Regions from separate parts of the Mus musculus genome. Here region 1 is linked to region 2. A link is a contact called in ENCODE Hi-C or POLR2A ChIA-PET data. All regions are on one chromosome and are shown on one strand. The core of a region is the stretch at or near the end of the contact, and the rest is flanking DNA. Distances in the headings are between cores, read along the strand shown.

Evidence for each region. A loop is a pair of places that touch in the nucleus more often than their neighbours do. ChIA-PET counts read pairs that join two places held with the same protein, here RNA polymerase II (POLR2A).
Region 1: a map of T-helper 2 cell shows a loop between it and region 2 (2.4-fold over the local background). The contact joins the promoter of Agap3 here to the promoter of Atg9b in region 2. A Hi-C loop is called at or near these places in 1 of 37 maps with a recorded cell type or tissue (T-helper 2 cell). POLR2A ChIA-PET finds 5 or more read pairs at or near these places in 3 of 5 experiments (Patski and embryonic stem cell).

The regions. Positions count from the first base shown.
Region 1 is chr5:24,450,370-24,454,201 of GRCm38, forward strand. Agap3 (ArfGAP with GTPase domain, ankyrin repeat and PH domain 3) reads left to right here and starts at 1,808. Exons shown (of 18, transcript NM_139153.2): 1 at 1,808-2,165. The coding sequence starts at 1,838.
Region 2 is chr5:24,390,439-24,394,408 of GRCm38, forward strand. Atg9b (autophagy related 9B) reads right to left here and starts at 1,705. Exons shown (of 14, transcript NM_001002897.3): 1 at 932-1,705; 2 at 766-809; 3 at 579-643; 4 at 24-185. The coding sequence starts at 1,478. Abcb8 (ATP-binding cassette, sub-family B (MDR/TAP), member 8) reads left to right here and starts at 3,718. Exons shown (of 16, transcript NM_029020.3): 1 at 3,718-3,970.

The DNA of each region.
Region 1 (3,832 bases), core at 558-3,057, 60 kb after region 2:
AAGGTCATATTGATTACTATGTTGATTAAGTTAATTAAAAGTTTTAAGTTTTTATTAATGGTCAGACCAAGAGTTGCTTTTCATCTCTGAAGTCTGTTGGTGTCCAAGCTCAGGGGTACAGAGTTAAAAGGCAAAATGCACAAAGACCATAATCTACATCAAAGTTAGATGAGGGTTATACAAACCTTGAAACATTTATGCCTGACATAGCATAATTATTTCAGACATAATAAGACTTTTTTTTTTCTTGTGACAGGGTTTTTCTGTGTAGCCCTAGCAGGTCTTCAACTCATGGATCTGCTGCCCCTGCCTCTGCTGGGATTAAAGGTGTGCACCTCACCACTGCCTAGTGTTGCTTTTCATTTTTGAGACAGAGTTGGTGATCTAGATTCTGCCTTCCTAACGCCAGGACTTTAGTCATGTACTCAGATTCAGCTGGTTTTGGGTTTTTTGTTTGTTTGTTTTTTAAAAAAAGGTCATATATAGCCCAGGTTGGCTTTGAACTCCCTATTAAGCTCAGGCTGTCCTTGAACTAATCCTCCTACTGTATGGCCCCTGTGCTGGGCTAACGTGTACATCATGATACCTGGCATCCTCTAGCAGATTTATTCCACAGGGTCATTCCCTTGCACATGCCACCTCCAGGTTTGAGGATCTGTGTTGGGGATGTGGGTTAACACAGCTGAAGACAACTTTGATAATGGGAATACAGAAGAACTGGGACACTGAAGGGTGATCTCTGGCCCTAGGAAGGCATAGGATAGACAGGGTCTATCAAGAAAAGACAAGGTCTGTCAAGAAAAATTATGAGACCCATGTGGGTTCTGCTGAGTTTCTGTAATGAACCAATGGGCCCTTTTCAGTATGGCAGGGAGGGTCTTTTGGGAGAGGGCTGTCACTGGGAGATAAGAATTGGGACGCTGTTGTTTCAAGCTTGCAGGGTCTCTTGAGTGAAACTCTCAGAGAGAACTGGACATAGGAACGGGGAGCCCGTCCCAGTCTCTCAGGTGCAGTCGACAGTGGAGACTGGGGGCCCGGGGGCCGGGGTCGGGGGCAGAGAGCCAGGGAAGAGAACCCTGGCAAGATCCCTAGGGCTGACCTCGAGGCCTGGAGACAGAGGAGCTGCTGCAGCACTAAAAGAAAGAGGGTGGCGCCCCTGGGCGAGCTTCTCCGCCAATCAGTCCCACTTATCAGCACCCTCAGGCACAGAGAACAGTTCTGAGTAGCCCAAGGATTCCACACGGGCCTAGAGCGACGTAGAGAGGTAGCAATGACAGCTGGCCGGACGTGGGGACAGCGTGATCGTGTCCCCAGGCGGGAGGCCCTCGAGGCTTCTGTCTAGCTTTGGGGCGGGTTAGCGGGCGGAAGGGCCTACGCGGGTGGGTGGGGCCGCGCGTCGCGGCCAGCACGCGGTTCTTGGGGGTGGAGGCTAAGGCGCTTGCGAGAGAGGAGGGGCGGGGGCGCAGGGCGACGCTGGAGGGGCGGGGGCGGCTGGGAGGGGGCTAGGCTGCGTGTGCCGGAGCCGGCGGGGGCGGCGGTGCGTGCGCATGACGCGGGGGGAGGGCCCGGGCCGCGCGCTCCCGGTCCCGTTGTTGTTGCCGCTGGAGGCAGCTCCGAGGCGGCGGGATCTCAGCGCGGGTAAACGCCGGGCGGCGGCCCCAGCGTGCGCGGCCGCGCCTTCTGGCCTCGGCTCCGGGCCTCATGCGCTAGACCGGCGCCGCGCGCTTAGTAGTTAGGGTTCCGCCAGCCCCGCGCGCCTGGTCGCTGCCGCCGCCGCCGCCGCCGCGCCGCCCCAGGCCCTGGCTGGGCCCGCTTCGGGGCCCGCGCCTCCGGAGCCATGAACTTCCAGGCAGGCGGGGGCCAGAGTCCTCAGCAGCAGCAGAGCCTGGCGGCTCCGGGGACCGGCGGCGGCGGCGGCGGCGGCGCGGGGGGCGGCGGGCAGTTCGGCGGCGCGGGGCCCGGAGCCGGGGGTGGCGGCCCCTCGCAGCAGCTGGCTGGCGGCCCCCCCCAGCAGTTCGCGCTCTCCAACTCGGCCGCTATCCGAGCCGAGATCCAACGCTTCGAGTCGGTACACCCCAACATCTACGCCATCTACGACCTGATCGAGCGAATCGAGGATTTGGCGCTGCAGAACCAGATCCGGGAGCACGTCATCTCCATCGAGGGTGAGCGGAGCCGGGGGCCTGCGGGAGCTGAGACGCGGTGGCCTTTGCAGCGCTGGCCGGTGGCGGGTGGGGGGCGAGGGTCCTTCACGGCCTCGGCCCTGCCCCTTTCTGGCGCTCAGGGGTCTTATGGAGCTGAGGTTCACGGTTTGCTAACCCCCACTGCAGAACCCTAGTCCAGGTTTTTCCATGTCTCATACAGGAACACTTTTTTTTAGGGGCGGTGGGCTCGGTCCAGTGTCAGTGGACACGTTTTTTGTTTTTTGTTTTTTTTCCTCCGTGACCTGGGATGTGAAGATGGTTGTCGCTCCAAGGACTGATGCGCTGAGTCGCCAAAGACCGGGAGGGCCTGGGGCCACATCTGGCTAGGCACGGTCAGGCTCGCTGGGTGCGACGGAAGACCTTGGTGGGTCGTGAAGGTGGGGCTAATGCCTGAGAGTAATCTTAGCAGCTGCCCTGGCCCAGCCGGGCTGTAGGGGTGGAGGATCAGAGAGAGCTTTGGGTTAGTGGATGGCAGCCTTCCTGGGCCTCTCCTGCAGGCTTTGGAGGGTGGCGCTCCCCGCGGCGCCCTCTCCCGACGCACACCCACCCCCACGCTTCTGCGGTCGGGCGGGCGCGGGCCTGGCCTGGGTGCAGGACTGGGGAGCTGTGGCCGCGTGGGAGACTCTGGATGAACCCTCTGCGCTTGCCAGTCCCTTCTAACCCCCAGGCATCCATGTGGATGTCAGGATGCTGACTGACCTCCAGGGAGGTCGGGCCTGGATGTAGGGGGACTGTAAACCTCAGGCCATGCACTGCTCCTACTAATGTTCCTTTCTGTGGGCACATGGGCCTGAACCCTGGCAACTGAAAGGCACGTTAATTGGGGGGCACACTGCTGGCAAGAAGCCCCACAACCTTTGGTGTAGTGGAGGCTGGCTGGCAGTAGCAACAGGCACCCCAGTGGCAGTGTTGACCTTCTAGCAAGCTTGGACAGATGGGCCTCGCCTTGGTCCATCTGCTTCTTTTTCCAACTCTGCTTGAAGGGGGACGCCCACCAGCAGGTGGTGGGTTCCGCCTTAGTGGCAATGCAGGGAGCAAGGCTAGTTGCTGCTGACTTGGAATTAGGAAGGGCATGTCCACTACTTGGGTCCTTCAATTTAGATCCTGCTCCCATCTAGTGTGAGGCTTTGGAGCCATCTGTACTTGAACAGGCCTGTTTTGCTTTTTTGAGGTACCCATTGCTGATGAGTCTCTGATCTTTTGTGAGTAGAGCCCCCCTCCACCTTTAGATCTGGGCCCCTTTGTTGTAACATTCCCAGCTGTCTTCCTTTTGATCTTTTCCCAGCCTGTTTTCTTCTCTTTCCTTTCAAGGCAGAGTTCACTGTGAACTAATTAGGTGACAGAAAAAACTCATTAACATGGATTTGAGTAAATGACTTGGCATCACTGCTATGCTGGGGATTGGGAGGTAGCATTAGTGTGAGCCCAGGGTCTTCAGGAGAGATGAGGTGGGGTTTTTTCCCTTAGATTCAGAGGGTGAGGCCGGAAGAGACTGTTCTCTGAGCTTCCCTGTTCCTAGAGGAAGTGTCAAGTTCCTCATCAACTCCCAAGATGATTTCCCGTGCCTTTTTAGGAGGCTGAAGCAATTTACTGGACAGCCACCAGTGTGTGTGTGTGCAGCCACCAGT
Region 2 (3,970 bases), core at 455-2,954:
GCAGCCACTAGATTGTCACTTACTTCTCTGCACACTGGGCCGAGGGTAGAATGGCATCTGACAAGGTCACTTTGCTGTGTAATGGTCCACGTCTTGTATGGTTCTTTGGTTGGTTGTTGAAGAGAACATTGTAATCCACGCAGCGAAGGAGGAAGGTTGTAAAGGTGACAATGAAAATGAACTGCCTGAGGAAAGGATGCAGGAGAGGTCTGCTCAGGCTAGGGGCATGACGGACGGACAGACTCCTAGCCCAGACACCAGACAGGCTGCAGCTCTATTTGGCCCCCTGGCCCTTCAGAGCCCCAACCAAGCCTAAAACTGAAAAGAAGAGCTGGGGCATAGCTCAGTTGACAGAGTCTGCCTAGCATATAAAGCCCCGGATTTCATCTCCGGCACCACGTAAACTGGGTACAGTACTGTGCCTGTAATTCTAGCACATAGGAAGTGGAGGCAGGAGGGACAGGAATTCAAGTCTAGCCTAGGATACATGAGACCCTGGGTCAAAAAATCAATAAAGTAGAATAAATACTAAAATCAAGAAGAAAGAGCAGAGCTTAGGGATAGGACTGGCTTCTCACCCCAGCTGGAAGACATCCTCCAGCAGGATACAGGCAAAGCCATTCCGCTGATGATAGCTGTAGATGTGGCAAGTTTGTCAAGAAATTTGCCTAAGCCTACGGACTCTTCCCGTAGAAACTTCCCCCACTCTTCCCTGCTCCACAGTCCCCCCACCATGCCCCTCTGCATGCTGGGCACAAAGGATATCTTGGTGAAAAAACTGTCCAGGTTCTGGATGTGATGCCAGGAACCTGGGCACAGAGAAACAGTGTCAAGACTTGGCATTGTCCCATTTGTGATTAATTTCTCTATCAAACCCAAACCTGCCTCGACCCCCTAACCCACCCAACCTTCCATATACCCACACACTCACCGCGGAGTCCTTCGGGTACATGAAGCAAGGGTTGGTGGTCCTCCCCATGGATAGGGGAGTCTTGAGACCCCTCAGGGTCACAGTCCTCTAGCCGTTCATAGTCCTGCTCAGGGATCAGAGGGCCCATCCGCAGCCCAGGATGGTCCTGGGGGCGCGGGCAGGAGGGAGGGGGAGTGGCCGAGGCCAGGGGTGGGGTGGAGTGGGACCCCCACGAGGGGGAAGCAGAGGTGTGTATCATTGTGGGATGGGCCTGCGTTGAGGGTGTGGTCGGGGTGGGTAAGACATTGTGTGGAGTCTGAGAAGCCCCTGCCTCCTGAATCACCAGGCAGGGAGACCCTGAGGCCGGAGGGAACACTGAAGAGGAGCAGCTTCTTGTGCGAGGGGCAGGGGACAGAGAGAAGACAGAGATCCTCCTTCCCCCAGTTCCCCGGCATGGAGAAGCAGGCAGTGGCAGTGCCATAGGGAGCAGAGGCACTGAGCTGGGCCCCAAGTCTCCCCACCGCCCCCGTTGCCTCCTGCTCCCCCCCCACCCCGTTCGTCTCACCATCAGGCCGCAGCTTCTCTTGAGAGGTTGAAGGGACTGGACTGCTGTTGTTTCCACAGAGGTCAGTGAAGCTGAGCGGAGACTTCAACAAGGAGCAGGACAACAACAGCACTAGGTGACTCAGGCTGGGCAGGCCTCAGGCATGCCAACCCTCAGCCACCTGTGTGATCACTCACACTCCTTGCAAGGCAACCTGGGGCCCAAGCCCCATGCCTGGGACGGACACCAGTTTAGGAGGCAGGGGCTCAAGAGCTATTGGGATTAGAAGAGACACCTATGATCTCTGCTTTCAGTCCTCAAGGGCACAAGTGGCAAAGACAGGGCAGCTGCAACAAAAATAATATGCACAGAGAGCAAAATCCTATCAGAGGGCTCTAGCATGTGCAGACAAAATAGTGAAGCTCTCGTTCCTACAATTGCACTCCCATCCCTTCACACCTGTGGGCACCAGTCAGTAGAGAATGATTTAAGGCCACATGCCCAAACAGGAGGTGCATTCAGATTTCCCAGCACTTAGGAGGAGACAGAGTAGCGGGATCAGGAGACTGAAGCTGTTCTGGGCAACATCTGACCCTATCTTAAAAAAAAAAAAAAAAAAAAAAAGCTGTATATTTTCTTTCTCTGAATGAAAGAGGGCAGACTTTGTGGTTAGCCAGGAGAAAACAAGGAGTAAAAGGAAGGAGTGCTAGCCATCCTAGATTGGAGCTTAAGGAAAAAAGGCTGGTTCCTTGAGAGTTCCACTGTATCTTCCTTATCCTCTTGAACCCTGATGTACTCTCCTCCAGTCCTGACCTGGTGTCGGGGCCTCCTGAGACACGTCAGCGCAGGAAGGCAGGGGCCTTGAGAGGATAATTTGGGTGTGTGGGGATGGACTGGCTCAGTTGAGTTCTTTGTTGTTGCCTCACCCGGGAGGAGGAGGCCCAGGTGGCTGGTCTGATGGCTTGCCCAACGCCATTCCCAAGGCCATGAGTCACCAACTGCCCTACTGAAGCCCATGCCTGAGATATTGACTTATGGAGCAGGTGTCAGGGCCTCCAGCGATCAAGCCAGTATCTCAGAGGCGGAGAGGAAAACTGTGCTTCCTAGAGCATTTCCTGGAGGAGCGTGGAGGACATCCATGGAACATCCCACAGGTTTATCCCAGACTGCCTGATTTTCTTATATAACAAGAGTTCATGACTCCCATACTTTTGTGTCTAGGTAAGGTGCAAAGCTATGCTTTGTGGCAAAATGGAATCCCAAGGAAGTGGGCGTGGGGGGGTACCCCGGTGGCAGGAAATTCCCATGATCTTTCTGAGACCTCTAGAGAGAGAGAGGTTAAGTGTGGCTTTAGCTGGTACCTCCCTCTGACATTACTCACATATAGTATATACTTGCTTAAGACTACCTCTACACACATCCTTATCTCCTCAGCCCCAAACTCAAGCAAATTCTGGCTCATTGCTCTGTCTAGTTTCACTCTGCTCATTCCAGAGCATGACTTTGCGACCCTCAGCTCAAGAAAAATTGAGTCCCGGAAGCACCACCAATAAATGACAATGATACTAGTAACATAACAATGTTCAAATGTCCAGATGGATTACCAGAGAGTAAATGTGAGCTAGAAACAGCACCCCCTGGTGGACAGTGGACAATAGCGTGCCTTTCTCGCGTGGAGGGGAACGGGTATGAGTCAGAGCCACTCCCACCAAGAAACCACAGCCCAGTGGAGGAGTTAAAACAAAAATAATAATTACACAGAAGGCATAGTGACTCAAGCCTCTAATCCCAACACTGGGAAGGAAGGATGGTGAGTTCAAGACAAGCCTGGGCTATAAAGAGAGTCTCAGGCTAGTCAGAGCTATGTAGCAGGTCTTGGGGGTACTTTGGGAGACAATTATAGCAAGAATAAGCTTAGCCCAACTGCTGCAAGAGCTATTCACTTTTGAGCTGGAACCTTAGGCCAGTGATTCAGACCCAAATGAAGAAGGAACCTAAAGGTTAGCTCTTAGGTTGCACTTTGATTAACTTCATGACCTACATACTAATAATTCACGATAACTGTGAGTAGCAGGATCACATAGGGAGATTAGAGACTCAAGTGGTGGCACGTTACGTGCATGTATGTTTTTGTTTGGTTTGGGTTGAGGGGTGTGTGTGTGTGTGTGTGTGTGTGTGTGTCTGTGTGTAGTTTTTTTTTTTAACTCTCAGGTCTGTTTTCACATATTCCTTCTCACGAAACCACCACTTCCTGTGATGCCAGGGAGCATAGAGATTGTCTGGAACAACTCTAGAGAAAGGGCTCAAGGTCAGAAGCGCCAGGACGTCCTCTAATGTGAGAATGAACGTCGCACAACCTCTGACCCGCACCTGACTTCAGGCCACTGAGCAAATAGCTAGAGCTGCTTCTGCTCGGTCCCGCCTACAGCCAACATTTTATCCAATCACAGCTTGCAGCAAGACTGATGTGTCTTTTCTCCAATCATCGCTGAGAATGGGAAGGGGTTGTCGGGATG